Linked DNA regions of Mus musculus: region 1 is linked to region 2. The links are chromatin loops, found by intact Hi-C in ENCODE. Cell type or tissue: gastrocnemius. All regions are shown on one strand. Each heading gives the region's core, and the rest is flanking DNA. Links, peaks and the distances in the headings are about the cores only. Region 1 holds the start of Pgap2 (post-GPI attachment to proteins 2). Region 2 overlaps Nup98 (nucleoporin 98).

What was found. Hi-C counts contacts between places; a loop is a spot of excess contacts. Peaks named below come from ENCODE experiments on the same cell type or tissue, not always from the same donor. Only the 100,000 strongest peaks of a DNase experiment are listed, where the experiment ranks them.
Region 1: it touches region 2 in a loop (2.6-fold over the local background); 2 of 42 quality-filtered maps call a loop at or near these places.

Annotation. Positions count from the first base shown.
Region 1 is chr7:102,216,045-102,228,839 of GRCm38, forward strand. Pgap2 (post-GPI attachment to proteins 2) reads left to right here and starts at 7,027. Exons shown (of 7, transcript NM_001382592.1): 1 at 7,027-7,106; 2 at 7,335-7,446; 3 at 10,227-10,401. The coding sequence starts at 10,237. In gastrocnemius, for the core only: a CTCF peak has its summit at 6,457 (motif pointing left); DNase peaks (open chromatin) are centred at 6,396, 7,028 and 8,078; H3K4me3 peaks cover 1,875 bases; H3K27ac peaks cover 2,371 bases.
Region 2 is chr7:102,129,660-102,142,454 of GRCm38, forward strand. Nup98 (nucleoporin 98) reads right to left here. Exons shown (of 33, transcript NM_001287164.1): 21 at 9,809-9,991; 22 at 9,073-9,226; 23 at 4,905-5,334; 24 at 2,973-3,202; 25 at 157-423. Among named protein-coding and RNA genes, the nearest start is that of Chrna10, 19 kb to the left of the region's middle. In gastrocnemius, for the core only: CTCF peaks have their summits at 6,123 and 7,999 (motif pointing right); a DNase peak (open chromatin) is centred at 7,999; H3K27ac peaks cover 241 bases.

The sequences.
Region 1 (12,795 bases), core at 2,872-10,871, 86 kb after region 2:
GCAGGTGATTGTAAGATGTAGGGAAAAGGAAAAGATGATCAAAGTTTCATGGAAGAGGAAGATAAAGCTAGGGTCTAAAATCTAATTGCTGAAGAAGATGATGACCAGATTACAAAAGTGGTTGAGCACCACACTAAGGAATTTATCCCTGCTTATAAAAGCTATGGAGAGCTACGAAATAATTGATTAACAGCAAAGAAGGGAGTCAGGATTGTTGTACACCTGTACTCCCAGCTCCAGTGAGCCAAAATAAGCAAATCTCATGAGTTGGGGCCAGCCTGTTCTACATAGTGAGTTCCAGGTCTGACAGTGCTAAAAGTGAGACCCTGCCAAAAATAAATAAATAAATGGGGGCAATGAGGGGCACCAATGTGGACTAAAAAGATGGCTCAGGACAGGCAGTGGTGGTGCACGCCTTTAATCCCAGCACTTGGGAGGCAGAGGCAGGCAGATTTCTGAGTTCGATGTCAGCCTGGTCTACAGAGTGAGTTCCAGGACAGCCAGGGCTACACAGAGAAACCCTGTCTCGAAAAAAAGAAAAAAAAAAGAAAGAAAAAGAAAAGAAAATTATTTTATTATATATATTAATAATAGTTAATAATTATATTCCTTTTCCATATATTCTTTTATATATATAATATATATATATATATTTCTCCTGATGTAATTGTTGTCTGGGAGGCTATTGCCTCAGTCTGCTAACCTAGGTCTAGTTCTAGAAGCTTCTAACCTCTGTATAATCTAATCTAGGCCTAGGATGTTTTCAACTTCTGAGACTTACTGCTAAATAAGCTCACCCTTTCTAGTTCTTTCTGAGCTCTAGCTGGCTGATTCAACTAAGCTGTTCGGGCTCAAATTCATCTCCAGGCTGACTGACTGAATGTGGCTTCTCCCTTGTCTTCTGACTGAATTGCTGTGCTTGGCTTCATACTAACTTTGGCAATATGTTCTAATCTTCTGGCTCCTTTTTCTTCTGTCTTTACCTGTGTTTATCTTGTTCTCTCTCTGCAACCTGTCTTTCTATAACTGTCTGATAAAACTGTCTCTCCTCTCTCTCTCTCTCTCTCTCTCTCTCTCTCTCTCTCTCTCTCTCTCTCTCTCTCTTTCTCTCTCTCTCTCTCTCCACTGCTCCCTCAAGTAGCTTTCCTTTCCTCTCTCTTTCATGAGAGTTGGGCAGATCCTATTCTGTCAAATCATTCTCTGACTCATCACTTTGTCTGCCACTCAATTAGACATCACTTTCACACATGGGTATCTACTTGTACACACTAACTTTACTTCATTGTTTGGGATTAAAGGTGTGTACTAAGAGTGTGTTTGTATTCTAGCCAAAGTAGCCGTATTGCTGGATTAAATCCCTCTACAAAGAAAAGCAAAAAATGAGCCAACAGGGCTGGAGAGATGACTCAGTGGTTAAGAGCACTCACTGGTCTTCTAATGGTCCTCAGTTCAATTTCCAGCACACAAATGGCAGTTCACAACTGTCTAATGGCATCTTCTGGTGTGTGTGTATGTGTGTGATTGCACGCACTTGTGTGTACCTTTAAAATGTACATATATCTTATACATTATATATATGTATATATACATATATATCTTTAAATGTACATATATATCTTTTAAAAATGGATAGAAAATTAAAAAAAGAGACATAGTTAAACTTTGAGGGTGGTGGAGAGATAAGAAGTCAGTGAAGAGTTCTTATAGGAAATCTTTTCTTTTTTTATTATTTTACTTTGTGGATTGATGTTTAGCCTGTATGTAAGTATGTATGCATGCATGCATGTATGTATGTATGTATGTGTGTGTGTGTGTGTGTGTGTGTGTGTGTACCATGTGCATGCTTTGTCCGCTAGGAGTCCAGACAAGGGTGACAAATTTCTTAGAACCAGAATTACAGATGGTTGTGAGTCACCACAGGTGCTAGGAATCAAGCCCAGGTTTTCTGGAAGAGCAGCCAGTGCTCTTCACTGCTGAGCCATCTCTTCAGCCCCGTGGAGCAGTTCTTGACACATCAGGCTATATTTTCTTTTCTGTCCCCCACTGTACACTGCCTCCATGCTACTGGGTGCTGAAATATCTTTGTGAAAACTGAGTCTGTTTAAAAGTGCGTGGAGTGAGGGTGTGCATATGGAGATTTGACAATAACTGTGGATAAAATTGGACATTGATGATGCTATTTAAGGCACAGCCTGTCTAGGGTATTTCTAGATATAAGCAAATCCACCAGAGAACAAGAGATACCGGAAAATATCAACCCCAACAGCTACTTGAACAAAGGACAAATGCCAATTTAGGAAGCCCTGGGTACCTACTGTTTGAAGGGAGACTGGCAGCTTAATTGCTCATTCATTTTCTTTTTGTTTGTTTGTTTGTTTTTCTTTTTTAAAGTAAAACAGTAATATTTTTATAATGTTTTAAATTGGACAGAAGAAAGAATGTGTAATTTTATCCACAAAATTAATCTTTAGAATTTTTTCAACAATAATAGAAATCAGAAAATATAGTAAGTCAAAATATATTTTTGCTAGTGTAATACTTTCTGGATAATTTTATTTTTATTTTTATTTTTTATTAGATATTTTCTTCATTTACATTTCAAATACTATCCCGAAAGTCCCCTATCCACCCTCCCCCCGCCCTGTTCCCCTACCCACCCACTCCCACTTCTTGGCCCTGTACTGGATGGAGCATATAAAATTTGCAAGACCTAGGGGCCTCTCTTCCCAATGATGGCCGACTAGGCCATCTTCTGCTACATATGCAGCTAGAGACACGAGCTCTGGGGGTACTGGTTAGTTCATATTGTTGTTCCACCTATAGGGTTGCAGACCCCTTCTGCTCCTTGGGTACTTTCTCTAGCTCCTCCACTGGGGCTCTGTGTTCCATCCTATAGATGACTGTGTTGTGTGTTTTTTGAGACAAGGTTTCTCTGTGTAGCCCTGGCTGTCCTGGAGCTCACTCTGTAGACCATACTGGCCTCGAACTCAGAAATCTGCCTGCCTCTGCCTCCCAGTGCTGGGGTTAAAGGCGTGCGCCACCACTGACTGACTGCTTATTCATTTTCTAATGATTTTTTAAAATTTAGCATTCATTTATTGATGTGTCTGTGTGTATTGTGTCTGTTGTGTGTGTATTGTGTCTGTTACCTCCACACATGTGCCCAACTCATGTGTGGAGGTAAGAAAAAAATTCTTGGGAGTTGGTTATCTCTATATCTCTCCACCTCAAAGGGTGAGATGGGAATATTTGACAAGTACCTTGCCATCTGCCACACATATTCCCCTCCTCTCCCCCCCCCTTTTCCCCTTTTGAGGCACAACAATCAAGGCTGGCTTTAAATTTACCACGTAACCAAAGATGATCTTGAATTCCTGGTCCTCCTGCCTCTACCTCCCTACCACTGAAATTACAGGCCTGTGGCACCACACCTGTTTAATCACCTTTATTTGTATGATAGATTTCACCAAATTTACCCATCCAGTTTATTAAGAGGATCACATGGAAGGATATTTATAGGTCTCTGGCATGTTGTAAGAACACACTCTTCCTGCTTCTTCCATAAACCAAATGGACAGAAATGTGCTCAGAGGGGGATCATCCACCACCGAGTGCAGAGAAGAGTTAGCATGGGCTCCGGCATAGTTCGTATGTCTGGTTGTAACAGCCTTCACATACTGAGAACCTTCTGCTCACCTGCCACTGTGTCTTACTTCTGTTCTCAAAGTATCCTGTGATATCCCTTAAGATGTTTTACAGACAAAGGAACAGACTCAGAACTATGAGATGAATAGTCCACACTGTACAGATCCCAAGAGAATCAAATGCAAGGTCAGAGACCCTCAAGCTGGACATTGGTAGTAGTGTAGAGACTAAAGGACCCAGCCGCAGGGGCCAGCATCTAGGGCTACAGGAACAGTAAGGAGTCCACACAGGGAGCAGGAACGAGGATGGGATGGAGCTGGAAGACACGAAACCCCAAGACAGGAAACACAAGCCTAGTTGCTGAGACTGGGTAGACATGGTCATTTTAGTAAAATTTTGCCAGTTTATTTGCTCTGAAAACCTTAAGAACGTGGTAGAGTTCAGTCAAGAAAAGTAGCTTCTAGGGCTGCGAAGGCTCATCTGGTAAAGACACTGCCTGATGACCCAAGTCTCATCCCTGGAAGAAGCAGAGCCATGGGAGTCCTAGATCTAGAACCAACCTCTGAGAGGTGTGCTCTAACCTCCACATACAGACGGTGACACACACACACACACACCACCACCACCACCACCACCACCACCATCATCATCATATATACATAGTAAGTTTTTTTTTTTTTTAAATGTAGCTGTAGTAAGCTTGGTGGTGGCACACTTGTAATCCACACACTTGCTTTGAGATCAAGGCCATTCTTCTGGACTACATAGTGAGTTCAAAGACTGCCTGAAATCTGTTTGAAAAAAAAAAAAAAAAGAATGAGATGGCTCAGTGGGTTAAAGGCACATGCTGGCAAGCTTAACAGTATAAATTTGATCCCAAGGACCTATATAGTGAAGGAAGAGAGCTGACTCTCTAAGAATAACCTGTGATCTCCACACATGGGCCCTGCTGCCCAAACAATATTAAAAAATCACAAGTAAGACAGTGGTGGAGCATGCCTTTAATCCCAGTACTTGGGAGGCAGGGGAGGCAGAGTTTTGTGAGTTCCAGGCCAGATCTATCCTTTAGAGCAAGTTCCAGGACAGCCAAGGCTGCACAAAGAAACCCTGTCTTTTGGGGGGGGGGAATTACAGATTGAAATAAAGAAAAAAAAAGAAAAATAGCTGTTTATAGTAAACCACCTTTTCTCTAGAATTGGAGCCCCAGAGAGTGAGTCTGAGATGCACCTCTCTGGATCACCCCCATCGTCGCTCTGCCTGCACCTGTCTCAGAGAGGACCTACGATGAGTAAACCAACAAGCCTAAATCCAGGGAAAAGAGCTCTTGCAAGTTAATCAGCATGGTTGAACCTCTCTTTCCCATTCTCCAGTGTGGCAATTATAGCTATTCCGTGGGGTTGACTTTATATAGAGTGATTATTGGGATGACTTCAGACACACGAGTAAGTAATGTGCCTTCTCTAGAGACTTTACTACTTGGTAAAATGGGGATATTAAGCTGGGTGTGGTGGCGCACGCCTTTAATTCCAGCACTTGGGAGGCAGAGGCAGGCAGATTTCTGAGTTCGAGGCCAGCCTGGTCTACAGAGTGAGTTCCAGGACAGCCAGGGCTACACAGAGAAACAATGTCTCAAAAAAACAAAAACAAAAACAAAAAACAAAAAACAAAAAATGGGGATATTATTCGATTCTACCTTGGTGAGGGATTTGGCTTAGTTGGTAGAGTGCTTGCTCAGCATGCACCAATAACTTCCAGCCATCCATAGCCCATGGATTGGTGAGACATACATGTAGTCCTACACTAAGAAGTGGAGGTTTGACTACATAACAGGTTTGAGGCCTGTGTGGGCTATGTGAGATTCTTGCCTACTTTTTTTTTTTTTTTTTTTTTTTTTTGACTTTTCAAGACAGGGTTTCTCTGTGTAGTCCTGGCTGCCCTGGAACTCACTCTGTAGACCAGGCTGGCCTCGAACTCAGAAATGCGCCTGCCTCTGCCTCCCAAGTGCTGGGATTAAAGGCATGCACCACCACTGCCCAGCTCTTGCCTGCTTTTTGAAGGGAGGAGGATACTATTTTTTACTTTGCAATGTGGGAATGCTGATGGAGATTAGAGGACAACTTGTGGGAGGTAGTTCTCTCTTTCCATTCTGCTGTTTCCAAGGACTGAACTCGGTTATAGGCCTGGGTAGCAAGTACCATTAGCCACTGAGCTATCTCATCCACCCAGAGGTCTCACTGAACAAGTCACCTCACCCATAGGGGACTCAGTTAAAAAAAAAAAAAAAAAGATCCACTTTATTTTTATGAGGATTAAATGAGTTAAATGCAAAGTAGCAATGTGCCTAGGATGTGATTTTAAGTAGGATTTAAACGGTGATAACTGTCTGACTCAGAAGTCCCACTACTGCTACAGTTGGTCCTGACAATCCTCAAGATGTCTGTAGGAAATTGTTGATCCCCTCACCCTCCTTCCTATTTTGGGTAGGATAGTTTTTTCAAAAACTATCAGTCTAGGCCAGGCCAAAGTGGGAAAAGAACACCTGGACCTGGTTTCTTCTCCTCTTCCTCTTCCTCCTCCTCTTCCTCCTCCTCCCCCTCCTCCTCCTCCTCCTCTCCCCCTCCTCCTCCCCCCCCTCCTCTCCCTGCCCCTCCTTCTCTTCTTCCTCCTTTTCCGTGAAGAACCCTTAAGCTGGATCTGGCTGAACGTCCCGTCCCCCCCTCCCCCCGCCCCTTCCTCCTCCTCCCTCGCGTGCGCCAGTGATGTCGGACAGCATAGGGCTCCCTCTTCTGATAAAAGGTGAGAACAGCTTTGGCCCTTAGTTTCTGAGATGGGCGTAGATGATCTATCTGCAATGTGGCTTTTGGTTTATTTTTATTTTATTTTATTTTTCAGCTCCTTTTGTTGGATGCTGTAGCCGGTCATAGGGAATAAAGTTTGAGGGAAAATAGCCACGGCTGGGGCAAATTTGGCTTAATATTTCAGAAGTGCAAAGCTGGATAATTCGATTAGAATGAGGGTAGAGGACTGGAGAATCGGGTCAGGTAATGAAAGAATTTGGGCCCCATTGAATTAATTTTACATTCTTTCAACAGGTGATGGCATGCAGCCACAGGTAAGATGACAAGGTGACTTATTCAACATTTCAAAACCATGTGTCCTGGGCCCTCTGACTGCTCTCACGTACTCAAAAATAATGGGGACAGAGCCGAACTACTAGGGAAGCTTGGCTTGAGGAGACAGTAGATTATAAAGAAAGACTGGAGTCCCGGACCCCAAAATGGGGAGGAGCAAGTGTTGAAACGGGACCAGTTTCCTCTTTAAGACCCACCCCAGAGCGCTGGCCCCGCCTCACGCCGTTGCTGCTGCGACCCGCCCCCTTCCACTCGCCCCCGGGCCGGGCTGGGGCTCCCGGTTCCGCGCCCCTGGCTACGGGGTACGGCCCCCTATCCACCAGTACTTGGGTGAGTAAGGAGGGAATGGCCAGTTTGGACCACAGGGTAACGCCACTTCGGGAGCCCCGCCACGAGGTCCGGCCTCCGCAGGCCTGCGGTCTAGGCGCCTACCTGCCTGTGCCCACACTCAGAACCCCGGGAACTGCAGGCATCCAGGTGCTGAACTGTCTTGCTTTTGTCCACTCGGTGGCAGGGCTAGGTGTGCTGGGTTTAAAGACTGCCTCATTTATTCCGCAGGGCCTTTTGCTCGAGATTCCTCCAGGCACTGCAGATGGAGGCGTGGGGGAGCCCTGGAATCTCAGACTAGTTTTGAATCCCAGCTCTGCCAGTTACTAGCTTGTGGCTTTGAGTAAGTGGTTTTTTTTTTTTTTTTTTTTTTTTTTAAACTACCCTGGGACTTACTTTCTTTTTCTATGAAATGGGAACCCGGAGGACAACACCGTCTCCTAAAATAAATAGAACTAAAAGAGATATTGTATATCAAGTACTGAGCTCAGAATGTAGATTCTGACAGGAGTGTGGTAGTGAGATCTTTAGGGACTTTGGATATGAAGTGGTGGTACTTCTACAAAAACAGTTTTCAGAGCCTTGTAATCTTAGTAACAGGGAGGCAAGGACAGAAGGATTGGGAGTTTCCAGCAAGCCTGGACTACACAGTAAGATCTTTTCTCTGGAAGAGTGTACATAAACACGTGCACACACAAACTAAAATAAAATGAAATCAACTAAGTAGTGCCAATGAAGAACTCCTAGGTTGCCTAGGAGCAGAACTTAAGGTAGTGGGCTCCTCAAACTGAGCTATCAAGCAGTGGCCATGGTGGAGAGGCCTTCCAAGTAATCTAGACCATGTGATTTCCTCTTTTACAATTTGAAACAGGCCCAGGATGGTTAGGTGACTTGTCCAAGGTCATACATGTAAAAGGGAGGCCAGGCACACTGCCAAGAAGTAGAAGCAGCTATCTTTTCTGTTTGTTTCTGACACTGTCCTTGAATGCCACCCCCTGCCCCCCATTGACCCTGCATGGGGTAAGGTCCAGGGTAAGGTTCTTTCAAGCTGACGATCTGGTCTTCAGTTAGAGGATCCCAGTGGTTCACGGATACAGAGCAGCTGGCTTTGGGGAGGACCATTAGGAGGAGGATTGGGTTAAATCTACTTCAGAGAGTCTAGGTGTGGGCTGGCTGGCCACAGTGCTCTTGTGTAGGGCCCTATCTAGAGAATGGGTGAGATCTGGGAGGGTCATCAATGCCACTTCCAACTTCCCAGGGAGATGCTTGACCAAATATTTATTGCCCCAAAGGGGAGGAAGAACTTGAGAACTTGGGTCGGGCTACTTGGCAGAGAGGTAGGTGGAAAGGCAGAGGAAAATGTGGAGGTGTACCCACCTGTTTCTGGAATGCTAGGAGGCCAGCCTGAGATCAGAGTTCTATTTAAGGGTGGGGCCAGAAAGAGTCATGGCTTGAGACCAGAAGGGCCGGTTTTTATGTATCTGGAGCCAGCTATAGTTCGGCACCAAGAAACCTAAACTCTGAGAATGACTTCCCCAAGCTCAGCTTTGAGGAAGAGACTCTCTTGGTTTCTCCATCTTTACAATGGGAACAGGCAGACTGGTTCATGGGTATAGATATATGGTATTTGTTTTCTTTTCTCTTTTGCTCATTCCAGTTCTTTTTTTTTTTTTTTTTTTTTTTTTTTTTTGGTGTTTTTGAGACAGGGTTTCTCTGTGTAGCCCTGACTGTCCTGGAACTCACTTTGTAGACCAGGCTGGCCTCGAACTCAGAAATCCACCTGCCTCTGCCTCCTGAGTGCTGGGATTAAAGGCGTGCGCCACCACGCCTGGCTGCTCATTCCAGTTCTAATCTGACCTTCCTGGTTAGAGTTTTGGTCCAGAGAGAAAGGGATCAAGAAAATCAGTTGAAATATATAGCTCTTTGTGGACCCTGTATTTCCTTACTGCTGATCCTGCGTGGAATCTTGCTTTACCTCTCCTTCTATACATCTGTACACCGAGAGGGGTTGGGCCAGGGTTATTAGTATGTACTGAGCTGTTATAGTGCCTGACTTTAGAACTTTAGAGTCAATCTTCTGCTACACGCCCCCCCACCCCCCAACACACACACACTGGTTTCTTGAGACAGAGTTTTTCTGTGTTGCACTGGCTATTCTAGTAATTGCTCTGTAGACCAGGGTGACCTCAAACTCACCTGCTTCTGCCTCCCAAGTGCTGGGATTAAAAGTGTGCACCACTATGTTCCAGCAGACTATTTTTTTTTTTTTCGAGACAGGATTTCTCTGTGTAGCCCTGGCTGTCCTGGAACTCACTTTGTGACCAGGCTGGCCTTGAACTCAGAAATCTGCCTGCCTCTGCCTCCCAAGTGCTAGGATTAAAGGCGTGTGCCACCGTGCCCGGCTCCAGCAGACTCTTGTCTGAGGGAAAAATCAGTTTCAAGAGCCTTCACTTCATCTCAGGAGGCACTGGGTATTATAGGGAAGCCACCAGAAGCTGATAAAGCAGCTCTGACCTGCACACAGCAAGCCCAGGCTATCACCAGGCCTGATTCTGCAAAGCTTTTCACCCTTAGAGCACGTGAGGCTGCAGGCAGGGACAATCATGGGATGGAGGTTCTGTCAGCTTCTATGGAGTCCCTACTGCACTGGATTGCTGTGCCTGTAATCCCAGAGTCTGGGACGGGCCTGAAGGTGCAGCAGGGCCCTACACAGGTGAGTGAAGCAGTGAGAACCAAGAGGCTGGGCCGGAGGCTTGGGGGTGGGCAGATAGGCACAGGCCACGGGTTTTAAGCTTGGCTCTTGAATCAGTGAAAGACTAGATAAACCAACTATGAAGTCCAAGGCCTATCTAGAGTGGCAGAGAGTTGCAGAGAAGGCCTTCCAATCTGTTTCAAGCTTTATCTTAGTATAGATGGAATTCATTGTTTTCCTTCAGAAACGGAAATTGAGTGTTGCCTTGGGATTCTGAGACTTCCTTATCTGGGACAGGAGCTGCCAAAGTTTAGGAGTCTCCTCAGACTTCCTGAGTTTTGAATTGAGCATGAGTGCTAGCGTTACCATTGCACCCTCAGCCCTGCTGCCTGGGGCCCTGACAACCCTGACAACACACCTTCCATCCTTAGGTCTGACAAGATGTACCAGGTCCCACTGACATTGGACCGGGATGGGACCCTAGTCCGGCTCCGCTTCACTATGGTGGCCCTGATCACTGTCTGCTGTCCACTTGTCGCCTTCTTCTTCTGCATCCTGTGGTCCCTGCTCTTTCACTTCAAGGAGACAACATCTACACACTGTGGGGTAGGGCTTGGAGGGCACTGGCGGCTCATCTTGACAGAGTTAGCCAGTTCTCATGGGCTACTGGGTGGGGGCGGGCTATTTGTAAATCGAGGTCTCATGAGTTAGGTTCCTTTTACGTTCTATGAAAGTTATAGGGCCTGGGGTTACTAAAGCTGGGCAGCCCCCAAACTCAGAACCTTGGCCAGTTATAGAGGTTCATGTCTTTAATCCCAGCACTTGAAAGTTAGAGGCAAACCTGATCTTTATATGAGTTCCAGGCCAGGCAGGGTTATATAGAAAGACCCTGCCTTGAAAACAAACAAAGAAATAAAAACCCAGAATCCAATTACTGCTTCATAGAGGAACAGGTTCAAGAGCTCCAGGGTTTCCTGGAGGGGGAGGGGATGGATGGGACCGGGATAGAGGACAATGTAGGTTTCACAGTGTGTCACTTTGGACTTATGCCTGTGTCTGTGGGAATGCCGTTTTGTGCATGTATGTGATTGTGAGGGACATGCCTATATTTAATGGCTTCAAGAATGGTTGTATGTGTGAGTGAAACTCTGTGTGGAGACCAAGTTATGTGCATGAATGTGTTCTACAGTGGGTTCCATGTCTTCTGAGGGTACTTGAGCCATGCAGAGAGATTTGAGTTTCTCCATAAAATATGAGTAAATGGGGTAATACTTGTGTCGATGTCTGTTGTGCTCCTCCTTCACTGATCGACAGTGCTTCCTGGGACCTAGAGAATGAGCATCGGTTTCTACGTCTATAGACAGGTTGATGGTGCCTGCCTTGCTCCTTTCTAAGACGAGGGTAGAGTCCAGGTAGAGACAACATGGGAAGTTGGGTTGGGAGTACAAAGGGTCTAAAACAGGACGAGGAAGAGAATGAGAAAGAGTAAGCGATCATAAGGTTAGGAGGTGGGTCAGGAGATAAATAGGCAGGGCCCCAGGTGAGGGGGAGCCTGGACGTGGAGCTTAGCTAGCCTTAGAGAGAACTTTGAAGGCCCGGCAGGCAGCTGCCTTTATATGACCCTCCCCTCCTGTAAAAGACCATCGGCCCCATAGGAAGCCTAGGTCTAGCAGAGGATTCTGGATGGGAGTTTGGGGTGATGACCTGCTTCTTTTGTTCAATATGACTTGAAAGTCTTCTTTCTAATTTGTAGACATGATACTTGATGAGAGATCACAGAGGGGATGGAGAAACCAGAGGTGGTGGCTCTTGCATGTAATCCCAGCAGTGGGGAGACTGAAGCGGGAGGACTCACTTGAAAGCAAGGTCAACCTGGGCTAAAGAATGAAACCCTATCTCATCCCTACCCTCCAATAAATACATAAAAGTAAATGGAAGGAAAGGACTGGGAGGAAAGAGAGCAGCCAGGCTAGCAGTTTTCAACCATGGGGGTGTGTGTCACATATCAGATATCCTGCATATCAGATATTTACATTGTGATTCATAAAGTAGCAAAATTACAATTATGAAGTATCAACAAAATAACTTTATGTTTGGAGGTCACCACAACATACGGAACTATATTAAATGGTCACAGCTTTAGGAAGGTTGAGAGCCAGTGAGCTAGGTGATCTAAGATCATTTCCTGCCTTAGGGCTTACTTCAGATAATGCATCATGTATTCTCATTACCTAACTTCTGTCCGTCCTGAAAATCCTTTGTAAGGTGTTTCCTCCTCTGGAACACCTTGCCTGGCCTCTTTGAGTCAGACGTAACCCCTTCTTATAAGTGCCTACTGTTCTTGGTGTTACTGCCTACATTTCTCTCATACCATATCTGTATCTGTCTTCCTCACCATACTGGCGTCTCCATGAGAACAAACACTGCACTGAGTCAAAAAGAATCTGTTGAGTAAATACATATGATTCCCAGTCTAGTGCCTTGGGAAAGGCAGGTAGTCCAAACAAAAATATAAAGTTTTTACAGCTTATAAGTTAAACAGTACATTGTTTACTCTGCCCTTCTGGCTGGCCCTGAGGGCTAACGGGACCCATGACCTCAGCCTACCTGATACCCACTACCCACTCTTGGTATACTAGTTAGGGAGCTAAAGCATAGGTTAGTTGCTGGCCTAGTGGCCCTGGGAATATTTCATCCCCATTCCCTGGGACTCTTTTATTGGATACAATTTAAGCTTTTATTTATGCTTTGAGTTTCCTACCCAAAATATCCCAGAGGAAGGGCCAGCCCTAGGCATAAAGTAACTAACCCAGCCTAACACTCCCATCACTAATGACATCGCCTCTACTTATACATCCCAAGTAACAGGGAGCTTTACCCTTCAAGTAACCTGTTTAAGGAGGTTTAGTAACTAGCAGTGAACACACTTTTTTTTTTTTTTTTTTTTTTTTAAGTAAGAAGCATAGGGGCTGGTGAGATGGCTCAGTGGGTAAGAGCACC
Region 2 (12,795 bases), core at 3,172-11,171:
TAATATTTAAGGTTCCAGAGAATTGTTTAGGAAAACAAGACATGGTCTCTAGAGGAACCAATAATCTTACTTAGATATATTTAGAAGGCAAATTACAATTGAGAGGCAGGGGTAGTGTGGAGAAGTAGGTAGTGGTAGAGAGAATCTCATTCCTACCTGACTGCTGTGCCAGACAACAGGCCTCACTAATCCTACTGCCCGTGAGGTAGCTGAAGACAGCCTCTACGGGACTGTCTCTGCGGGTTAAGGAGACTTCCTCTTCAATCTGAGGTGCAGCGGTATGTGACAGCCAGCGGGAAAAAGCTCTTCTACGCTCCAGAGTCTGAATGTATTCGCTGGGCTCATCCAGCTGGCCGTCAAGCTCCTTCAGGTGGCCCCATAGGGCTTCACATAATGTCCATGTCAGGCTCCAGTGCTTCACAACTAAGAAAGTACAAAAACCAATGATTTAAGGTTTGGCAGTACCTCTTGAGAGGCCATCATTAACGGTGGTGCAAAATATATCAGCACAAAAACCATTCATTTAAGTTTGCCAGCTCATTTCTCCCAATTTGTTCATCTCAATGTATAAGCTGCACAACTATAAGGTATATCTGCTCACTCCACGTGCCTGTGACACCTGTGATACTTAGGTAACAACCTGACGTTCCTTTAAACAAATTTCCTTAGCCTAATTATGGCTATTAAGTGTGATGATCAAGAGGAGATCTTCTAATTTGACCAAACTTTGCTACAAAATGCATTTAAAAGTTATTTTATGTGTATAAATAGTCTGTCTGTCTGTCTGTCTATACAGCATGTATGTGCAATATGTCCACTGAGGCCTGAAGAGGGCACTAGTTGGAGTTAAAGATGGCCATGACTCTCCATGTAGGTGCTGGAACTCTTTTACCATTCACACTTGACTCCCCACAACAGCAGCAGACTGCATTAGCATTCTCAGAGACATCTGGTAGAAATACAGCCACTGCTAGGCTGCGTCCTGCAAGTTTACATTTGAATCACACACACACACACACACACACACACACACACACACAACCATACACAAATTAAATATAATGCAGGGCCTGCCATACGAAGATGCTAAAACATTTAGAGAACAGATAGCTATTTAACAAGAGGTGCTAGCACACTGCATATTTCAGTGTTGGAGGCTGAAGGTAGGGTCCTATACCTCACTTTGAATCTAATCAACTCAAAATGAATCAAAGACTTTAAGACTTGACAATTTAAAATTAAACAGGAAAACACTGGTTAAGTGCTAAGATACAGGCCTAGGTAATGCCTTCCTGCAGAAGACTCTAATAAACAACAAGTTGTTTTTTTAAACTATTTCTATTAATTATTATTATTATACATACTTAAGTAAAGAGCTTTTGCACTGTAAAAAATTTAATGGTGAAAAGACAGATTATGAAATGGGAGGACAGAAATCTTTGCAATCTGTTTATTTAACAGAGGATTAATAAAGCAAAACACACACACACACACACACACACACACACACACACACACACAAATCAGTAAGTGGTTAAGCAAATGAGCCAATACTTTCCAAATAAAGTACAAATCTTTAGCCATCAGAAAAATGCAAATCAAAACTCCTTTGAGATTGTAATTCACTCTAAGTGGAATGATTAACATTAAGAAAAAATAAAAACCAAACTATTCGAAAATTAACAAGTACTGATTGACAGTGTCTAGAGAAAAAGGAATTTTTTTTTTTGGTTTTCCGAGACAGGGTTTCTCTGTGTAGCCCTGGCTGTCCTGGAACTCACTTTGTGGACCAGGCTGGCCTCGAACTCAGAAATCCACCTGCTTCTGCCTCCCAAGTACTGGGATTAAAGGCGTGCGCCACCGTGCCCAGCTCAGAAAAAGGAATTTTTGTATTTTGTTGCTGGATATATAAATTAGTCTAGTCACCATGGCAACAAGTATGGAGGTTCTTGAAAAAATTGAAATGTTTTATGCTTTAGCTATATGACTTCTTACTCCAAAGAATGAAAGTCAACTCATAAAAGATAGCAAACACTGTGAGTGTAGCTTGATTTCCAGCAGACAAGTTAGGGAGTCAGCCTTGATCTTACAAGCCTTTTCAACAGAGGACTAGATAGACAAAGTGCAGTCTATATTATATGGTGGAGGTTCACTGAGCCACAAAGAATTAAGCTATGGCATTTGCAGGTAAACTACGGTATTTGATGGTAAGCAAAGTAAGTCACTCCAAACAAAACAAAATAAAACTAGTATCCCATGTCTTCTTTTCTAAGTGAAATTTAGGAAACAAGGAAGTTAAAAAAAGACAAGCTGTGCTTAGTGGGCTACACAAAGCAAGCCTGTCTCAAAAAACAAAACGACAGACTGACAGACACACAATGAGTAAGGAGACCAGTGGGGATATGGAAGAAATAAAGTTAAGTAAAGGGAAGAAAAGGGGGTGAGTATGATTACACACAAACACACGCATATCATTAGCACATGTCAATAACGATAAAGGGCAAATAACTGCACAGCTCCTGAGGCACTGATAGCTATAAATCTAAAGTTCCTGCACATAACAACAAACAGAGTTACTACATGTCCTTGGTATTTGTCAGTTAAAGGGCTTCTTTTCACTTACTCTCATGTCACTATTATTTTTAAAATCTAATTAAAGGCAATTTTAGAGGGGGAATTTTTTTTCCCTTTCATAAAGATGATTTGCAAAACACATAGTTAAATATCTTGGTTTGAAATAAAAGGAATACAATTATCAAAATCTGAGGGTTTTGACTAGCTGTGGGTGTTTGAGGAAGTATTTATAAACTACAAGCCATAAGAATGATTAAAGACTCATAATTTCTTTCTTCTTGTTCCAGATGCACTGCAGCACTGTGTAAGCACAGGAAGTCATCTGACTTCCCGGAAGGAAACGCGCGCCATGTTAACCTGACTCCTGGGACAAAGGTCAGAGCATGGTGTGTACTTACTTGGTAGTTCCAGGAAATCTCCAGGTGAGTCCTTAACCCAATCTGCATAATCATGAATGACTGAAACCCCAGGGTTGGGGACAATGAGAGGACACAGCTCATCTACATGGACAGTGCTATGTTTTAATTTGAGCTCTAGAGGTGTCTGGTATAACTGCAGATCTTCATCCAGCTTCCTCTGTCTTAAGCCGAGTTTTTCCAAATGAACTTTGAATGGGGATTCAGATAGACTAGAAGAAACAACAGATGAGTAAAAAAATGAAGACAGCTGAAATTTCCCTACAACCAACCTATGCTTTATTTCTGACTTCCAACAGAATAAAAGGCATTTCACTGAAATGTTTGTTTTCTGAGACAGAGTTTCATGTAGCCCAGGCTTGTCTTGAACATGTAACTAAGGATCATATTGAATCTCTTCTTCCTGCCTCCAGATTCCTCCAAAATGATGGGATTACAGGCATGCAGGCACGGGCCACTATGCTGGGTTTATGCTGTGCTGGGAATGAAACCTAGAGCCTCATGCATACTGTGTAAACACTGTACCAACTGAGCTACACTCACAGTCCTGAGAACCTAATTCTATTTTTATAAATGATTGTTCAAGACTTATTTTTATGTATTATGTGTATTTATTGTGGTCAGGGGCAGATGATGACTGTAGAATCCAGAAGTAGGTGTCAGATACTCTGGAGTGAGAGTTACGAGAGGTTATGAGCTGCCCACAGTGGGTGCTGGGAACCAAACTTGGGTCCTCTGGAAGAATAGGAAATATTCTATACAGTGTCAGTTTCTTAAACCTTAAAAAGACTAATGAGGTCTATTAAAATAGTAAGAACTTTATATTTTCCAACATGTGTAAAATTAGTGAACAATAATTTCCAAGTGGCCAATGCTATTGTTTATAAAATCATGGATGAGTAATGATACAAAGTGCAAGATAACCAATACATTTTAATGCAACAAAGCACAGCTCGGTACAAAAGTATGGGAGTCAGTAATTACTTGCTTCACGACTTATGTGGACACTACAAGATCTAAACATCAAAAGTTATATGTAGAATGCCTGGTTTACAAATACTTAGGTGTCAAAAGTTATGAAGGTAAGTTTATACATACCAAATATTTTGAGATACATCTCATGTAACCCTAAACTTGATATATAGCCAAGAAAGACGATGAATTTCTGATTCTCCAGCCTTTATCTCCTAAGTGACTAGATTATATGCATATACCAACACATACGGCCTGATTCTAAATTACTTAATTCCTTTGTTTGTATCTGCTTTAAATTGTTGTGCTAGAGATTGAAGTGAGGGTCTTGGGCATGCTAGTTCTACTGGGCTGTATTAGCACTTGAGTTTCTAAGAGAGCTAACTTGTGAACTCTTCTGCCTGTCTCTAGTGCTGGGATTATACATATGTACCACCATGCCCAGATAGGTTACAAATTTAGATGAACATGAAGCCAGTCTGAACTTAATACAATTTTTAAAACTGATATTAATAATCTCCAAAATAATACATATCTAGAGTCAATTAGTAAATTTAGAATGGATTTTCCTGAGATGTTCATGAAACTGATGATCTTTATTTTTTCAAAATCAATTAAAAAATTAATAAAGTATTCATATTCATTTAATCCATAGTAAATATACACAAACTTATTAGGATTATAAAAAATACATAAGAAAACTGTACATATTTGGTGTAAATGCAATACATTTTGTATGATAATTACCAGAGGACTTAATTGTAGGGACTACATAGGAACATATATGATACTATGTACATAACATATGAAATACTTATACTTGGGTTAAAAATTTATATAGAGAGATCAAAAAGCAGGGTGCTGACCTTGGGTTTCTTGATAACAGAACAGCCCCAACTATAATGTGGACATTCCCCCAAAGCATCAATAAACATAACTCACGATTTAACAGCTACTGGATTGGGCAGGAATCCATATTCCATAGAATCGGCAACCTGATGATTTTCCAGTTCATGGGAGCCATGCAGTTGTTCTCCACTATTAGCAAGAGTCCAGTTGGGACCCCAACCAACCCGAAATGAACGTCCCATGAATAGGGCCATGTCCATCAAGAGCTTCCCCTTGCCATATGTAATGGATTTTTCAAGAGGGACTAGGCCTGGTTGCCTTCGTATCCCCACTGTTTTTAGCTGAACCTCAGGGGCTGGGCTGGGCACTGTGAACACAGTGGCCAGGGGCAGAGGGACAGACCAGGGGGATGTGGATGGGATGTTCATGCGAGATGATGTCCTGGGAGTGCGACATTCTTGCACGGAGGCACTTGGTGAAAGAAAAGTTCCACTTGCAAATTTTGATTGCAGCAACCCACCAACTGAAACAAAGAGGAAAAGATGCTAAACAACACAGTTTGTTTCTTCATTAACAACAAAAATCACTAAGGATGAAGATATCCAGACAGATTTTACAATAATCACTTTTCTTTGGAGCCTAAGTCCTAGAACCTATGAAGCCAGGCTAGACCCAGAGATCCACCTGATTCTTCCTCCTGAGCGCTAGGATCAAAGGTGTGCACCACACCTGGCTATATATAGTAATTATCTTTGTTGTTGTTGTTTTTCCAGATAAGATTTCTCTGTATAGCCTGGCTGTCTTGTAACTCACTATGTAGACCAGGTGGGCCTTGAACTCTGCCTCCTGAGTGCTGGGATTAAAGGAGTATGCCACAATATTTACTCAAAAATATTTTAAATTATGTGTATGTTTGTGGGTATATCAACAGGACTGTAAATGTCTGTGGATGCCAGGTGTCCAATGCTCCTGAACCAGGAGTTACGGGTGGTTGTAAGCTGCCTGATAAGGATGCTGGGAATCAAACTTGGGCCTTCTTCAAGAGCGGTATGAGCTCTCTACCACTGAGCCATTTCTCCAGTCCATTGATAATTACCCTTTCAGATGTGAAATCAAAGCAAGAGTTTTAATGATTTTTATAAAGAAAAAACAAAAACAAGAATCTTTGAGGATTATGTTAATAACAATATTAAAGACAATTATGTGTACACTTCCCTTTTCAGTAACATTGATCAGGAAGCCTTATTACTACCACTCACATTTTAAAACTGAGGTAATTGGGCTTAGAGAAGGGACTTTTCTAAGTCCACAGCGCTATCAAGTGGCGAGACTGGGTGATGTGCCTGGGTAAAACTGTTCTTAAGGGTCATATCCTAACTGAAATCATATATGCAATAAAACTATTGTAAAAATGATGGATGCAACTGGAGACAATAACATACAGTGAGATAGATCAGTTCTAGAAATACAAATATTACAAGTTTTCTCTTATTTATGGATCTTTGATATTACACATTTCCTAATATTATTTATGTACTAATGACATGAAAGTAGAAGAAAAATTGTCTGGGGACCAAGAAACAGGAAAGGGCAAAGTAAGTGGCTAAGGGGATGGAGACTATGCTAAAAGGACATTATAATGGCTAGAGAAGGTGGCTCAGCAGTTAAAAGCATTCCTTGCTCTTGCAGAGGATCTGAGTTTGGTACCCAGTGCACACACAGGGGCTCACAACTAACCGTAACTTCACTTTTAAGAAATTTGACACTCTTTTCTGACCTCTGTAGGCACTGCATGTACCTGTCACACATACATGCATGCAGTCAAAAAAAATTCAATACACATAGATAAATCTAAAAATTGAGTTTGTATTTGTACAGCCTTATGTATAACTAAAATACAAAACCAGCTTGGTGATGGTGGCACATGTCTTTAATCTCAGCACTTTGGAGGCAGAGGCAGGCAGGGAGTTTGGGACCAGCCTGGTCTACAGAGTGAGTTCCAGGACAGCCAGGGCTACACAGAGAAACCCTGTCTCAAAAACCTCAACATCAGAAAACCCAAAACAAACAAACCAACAAACTAAAACCACAAAAAGTCCCATACAGATGAAAACTGAAGTGCTGACATGTAATGTTCAGTGCTAGGTCTGAGGAAATGTTATTAAGGGATGCTTTAACAAACTAAAGTATTTTTTCCTTGGGATAGAGATAGGCTCATAGACTGCTCTTCCAGATTACCCGAGTTTAATCCCCATCAACCATGTAGTCGCTGACACAGAAATACACACAGGAAAAAGCATCTATACACAACATTAAAAAAAATTTTTTTTTTTTGAAATTGTGATGGTTTGTATATTCTTGGGACAGAGAGTGGCACCACTGGGAAGTGTGGCCTTGTTGGAATAGGTGTGACCTGGTTGGAGGAGGTGTGTCACTGTGGGTATGGGCATAAGATCCTCACCCTAGTTACTTGGAAGTTAGTCTTCCACTAGCAGCATTTGGATGAAGATGTAGAACTCTCAGCTCTGCTTGCACCATGCCTGCCTGGATGCTGCCATGCTCCCACCTTGTGGTCATGGTGTCTGTTCACAGCAGTAAAACCCTAACTAAGACAGAGATGCAGAGATGAAGTCTTGCTAAGATGCCATGCTCATTCTGAACTCTAAATCCTCCTTCCCTAGGTCTCTAAGAGCTGAGATGAAAAGAAGTACCCCAGAGTGCAGGCTTCTATTAAAAGTCAAGTTTCTGTAAGTGCAAATATCTAATATGTTTTAGAGATAGCATTTTGCTATAAATCTCAGGCTGAACTCAATAGGACAGAGATTGTGTGAACTACCATGCCCCTCAATTTATTTTGGTTTTTAAAGTGTATGTGTGTATGAACGTAAGGAGAGGTAAGAGGACCACTTTAGGGAGTTGGTTTACTCTGTCTACAATGTGGGTCCTAGGAATCAAACTTGCATCTTTACATGTTAAGCCTTCTTGCTGGCCCCTATTTATCTTTTCAGAAAATTTCTGGTGGTAGTTCTTTAGCTTTCAAAATATTTTGAATTATAACTGCCAAAAATTCTCACTGATATCAATATGCCATAATCTTTTTATTTTTTAAGATTTTTCGAGAAAAAAAAATGTGTGTTTCTGCCTACATGACAGTGTACCATGTGTATGCAGTATCTGAGGAGGCCAGAAGAGGGCACTGTGTGTCAGGGACTGGAGTCACAGATGGTGTTGAGAATTGAACCCAGACTCAATGGAAAGCAGTCAATACTCTCAACTGCTGAGCCATCTTCTCTCCAGCCAGTGAGTACTCTATAAAGTATCATCTGCAACCCTAGTAGGAAAAGGAAAAGTTTTAAAATCTACTGTGATTGCCCCACAGGGATTTTCAAAGGTTTAGGGAAAAGTAGATACTTGAAGTTTGCTATCAATAAAAGCAGTAAGACAATATAAGGACTAACTAAAAGGAGCATGGCTAACTTGAGGAATCTAAGTATTATGGTGGTGATTGGAATAGAGTTTACTATGTAATCCACATTCACAAGTGACTAAACATGGCTATCAACTAATGAGCACAAGTGGGTTCCCAACAAAGAGGTACTTACGATGCTTAAAAACCTGCCATGTCAGCACTTTTACTTTTCCTGTTTTAAAATGTGTGTGTGTGCACATGGAGGTCAGTGGACAGTTTCAGCAAGTAATTTCTCTCCTTCCACTCTGTGGGTTCTAGAGATCAAGCTCAGGTCCTCAGGCTCGACGGCAAGCACTTTTCACCAGCTACGCCAATTCACTTACCCGTTTTTTTTTAAAAGACATTATTTAATGTGTATGCATGAGTCCTTAAGAGAGAGTGTGAGTGTGTGTATATACTTATACATATACATACATACACATATATATGCACCATGCGTGTGCCTGGTAGCCAGGGAAGCCAGAAGAGGGTGTCAGATCCCTTGAAATTGGAAAACAGAGGGTAATAAGCTACCATGTGGTTTCTGAGAACTGAGGTCCTCTGCAAGAACAAGGGTTCTTAGCTGTTGAGCCAAGCTCCCTGGGTCTTGCTGTGTTGTTCTGGGTAATCTCAAATCCACAGCAATCTCCCTGCCTTAGATGGTAGGAAGAGTATGGTATGTATTAAAAAAATATGCCTATTGTTATGCATAGTTTAGGGGTTCTGCTAAAGAGATCCATTCAGCTTAGAAGAAACATGAAAAGTAGAATCTATCTAGAGACTGTCCTTGAAACCAGCACATTTATACTGTACCTATGGAGCGGGATTTTGATGAGTGGGAGGCTGAAATGGGGAGTCTAGGAGAACAGATTTCCTGGACAGTCTCTCCTTTGGAAGGGATGTGACCAAAGCGTTGATCCATGGCATCTACATCTTCTTCGTCAACAAGCAATGATGCTTTCATGATCTAAAAAAGGCAGTATCTGCAGAATGAGTATTTTCCACAAATCAAAGGCCACTGAAAGAAACATGCAGTCTACATGAACCCAAAATTAGTTTCTTTTAAAGTCTGTGCCCAGAACAAGTATAACATTTTTGTGAGCAACACAGTACTTATCCTGTATGTGCCTCATTCAGTAAATGATGTTAAAGTCAAACAAGCCAAAAGCTAAACAAAAAGGCAAGTGGATGGAGGAAGAAATTAAACATCTATTTACCATGACTCTAACATTTCTGTTTGAAACCTCAAAATTACTCTATAAAGTAGACAAAGTACAATTTAAGAGAACTAGTAGTTGTTAACCGGCTATGTAAAGTCAGGGCAGTAAAGTTACAAACGTTGCTGAGAAATCAGGTCTTGTAAACAGAGACCACTTTTTCACTATCAATATAAAGTTTCCTTACTGAATAGGAATATGAAGCCTGCTTCCTTTTCCTTCATAGTGGGGTCTAAACAGTTTTACATGAATACTCAAGAGAAGTGATGTGACATAGGGGATTAAATATTAGTTTGGCTTTTTGTCATAGTAAGGATGGGTCAGAATGTCACCTGTAAAACATGTGGATTAATTCCCAGTGAAGATGCAATATGCGTTGAAGCAGACACAGGCTCCTGATCCTCGGGCACACTCTCTTCTAACACAGAATCTGGAACTGGCTCCTGGGTGATATCTACCATGTCGCTGTCCAGTTCCACAACCCTGCCTAACTGCTCCACTTCTGGGCTCTGGCTCTGCAGACAGCAAAAACAGAGAAGCAACATTCAAATAAGCCAAACAGATTAACTTTACTCAGAATATGATAAAGAAATATTATATTCTGCATTTTCTAAGCGATGAGAGCAGATTTGTTATAAAGGGTTTAACAAAGTGGTTCTCGGACCATCCTTTTGGAATTATGCGCCAGAGTTGAGTATCTGAGTCAATGCCCACAGTGATCTTCAAATTACACCTTTCTTCTCTTTGTTAGCAAGCATAATTTCCTGGTTTACACCAGGTCTCCCTGACTTCCCAATGACTTGAGTTGGGAAGAGAAAAAGGCACCATTATTAAGATGTTAGATAGGCACCCCCCAAATTACATTCTTAGCACACAAATAATTCCATTTTGTTAGGTGTCTGTTTTGCTTGCATGTATGTATATGCGCTGTGTGTCTGGAGTTCTAGATGGCTGTGAACTACCACATAGATGTTGGGATCTCAATCTGGGTCTCTCCAACCCCAAACTTCCCAGTTTTTTGCTTTTTTTTTTTTTGTGATAGAGTTTCTCTGAGGAGGTCTGGCTGTCTTGGAACTGAGAGATCTGCCTGGCTCTGCCTCCCAAGTGCTAAAATTAAAGGCGTGCGCCACTACTGTTGGGGTATAAATAAGTTTCTAGCTAACAGTTTTGGTTCTGGAATTTAATCTTTTGGGAGACTAGAGTCAGCTGTGCTCTGTATATGAGTCTTATGTGAGATATGAGAAATGTTCACACTTAATTTCCCCATCAGGGTAAATAAGCAACAGTACTATGGGCAGGAACAATCTTGTTTTAAAGAATCAAAGTTACATATATATTTATAAAGCAATTTTAAAGAAATAATAGTTACAAAGAGATGGTGTCTAAGGAAATGGCTCAGTAAGAATGGTGCAAGGAGATAAATTTAGATCTAGAGTACCCATGAAAGAAGTCAGGCCTTGTGGGACACAAGCAAGGGGCTCTCTGGGCTTGCTGGCCAGCAAGACTAACTAACTGGTAAGCTCCAGGTTCAGTGAACAAATCCTTTTTCAATAATATAAGGTGGAGAGTGACAGAGGAAGATAACTGTTATCAACCCCCAGTCTCCACACATACCCGTACATATGTACTTGTACACACACATGAGAGTTTATGGAAACATGCTTATAAAATGGAAGTGCACTATAAACTAGTTTAATACAAATTTGTTATGTTATATCCTAAACACACACAGAACCTAATAAAGTGTGAATAAGTAACTGAGACAATTCATAAAACATTTTCAAGACAAAAAGGTAGTATTAATCATTTCTTCCAAAAAACTATAATTTACATCACATAACTCATCCCTGAACAATGTTTGGCTGATTTTCCATGAGTGCTTTATTTTATTCTATATTTTAAATAGATGCTGTGATATAAGTATTTTCCTCATTTTAAACACAGGGTTTCAATGTCACTTAGAAAGTTTTGCAGGGACTGTGAGATATAATAGCTCAGTGGTTAGGACATGGGCAGAACTTACAGAGGACTCAGGTTTGATTCCCAGCACCCACATGGTGGCTCTCACTGGTCTGTAACTCAAACCCCCAAGGGATCCAATGCCCTCTTTGGCCTTTGAGGGTAATGCACACACAAAGTACACAGACAAAGATACAAGCAAAACATCTATAAACAAACATATTTAAAGAGTTTTGCACATTTATTTTAGAGTCAATGTCTCACTATGTAGGACTGGATGGCCTTGAACACACATCCTGCTGTCTCAGCCTTTTAAGTGCTGAGGCATTAGTTAAGCCTTTATGATCTCTTTGAACAAAAATAGCCACTATTAGCCAAACTTTCCAATTTCTTCTTTAACTGGACATTTACTACGGCTATCCTGCATTCCTTTAACAAATAGCCTTACTGAGAGAATAGGTGACCCTATGAACAACTAGGAAAATACTGAGCAGCTATGGTAGAAGGGTGCTTTACCTCTTAAGTTGTAGACATTGTCCTAAAACTGCTCAAATAAAGTTAGATAATGTTCCCAAGGCAACATTGGGCTTAGGTCCCAAGTTCAGTGGCACAGCATATTCCTGACATGTTCAAGGCACAGATGGGTTTGATAGTAACCATTGCCCCCCCCCCCAAGTTTTTAAGGTGAAGCTATTAGCATATTAGACTACTTTTATGCTTTAAAATTCTGGGGATGGGAACTTGGTGGTAAAGAGGCCTAGCAAGGAGATCCTGGTATGATGCTCCGATGCTATAAATACAGGAAACTTTCTTCCCCTAAGTTCCCTAGTATGTTTAAATATGTTTACTTTTTTAGACAGGGTCTCACTTTGTAGCCCTGACTGCCTTGAAACTCACTATGAAGATCAGAGTGCCCTCAAACTCACAGAGATCCACTCACCTGTGTACCAGTTGCTAGGATTAAAGGCTCGAGGAAACAAGTTTTTAATGTGCTACTGGAGATAGAGCCAAAAGCCTTGTGTATGCTAAATGCATGCTAAGCTGAGCTATACTCTCAGCCAGAGCTCCTTTCAGCAAATGTTGATATTCCGCATTCTATCAGCAAGATACTGGTTTTCACTTCCTCAGTACTGCTTTTTCTACTTAACATCATGTATCAAAATGTATTATCACTTCCTACATACGTTTGGTTTACTAGGCAGTTAAGGCTTGAAAACAGGAATCATGGTTTACTGTTTTCTTTACCTAGTAAGTAAGAAAAGCATCAACTAATTCAGTGAGCAAGTGCCTTGTGCTTTATACCTAATGCAGCATCTGGCAAGAAGCAGAAAAAGCAGCTGACCATAAAAAGACATGGACT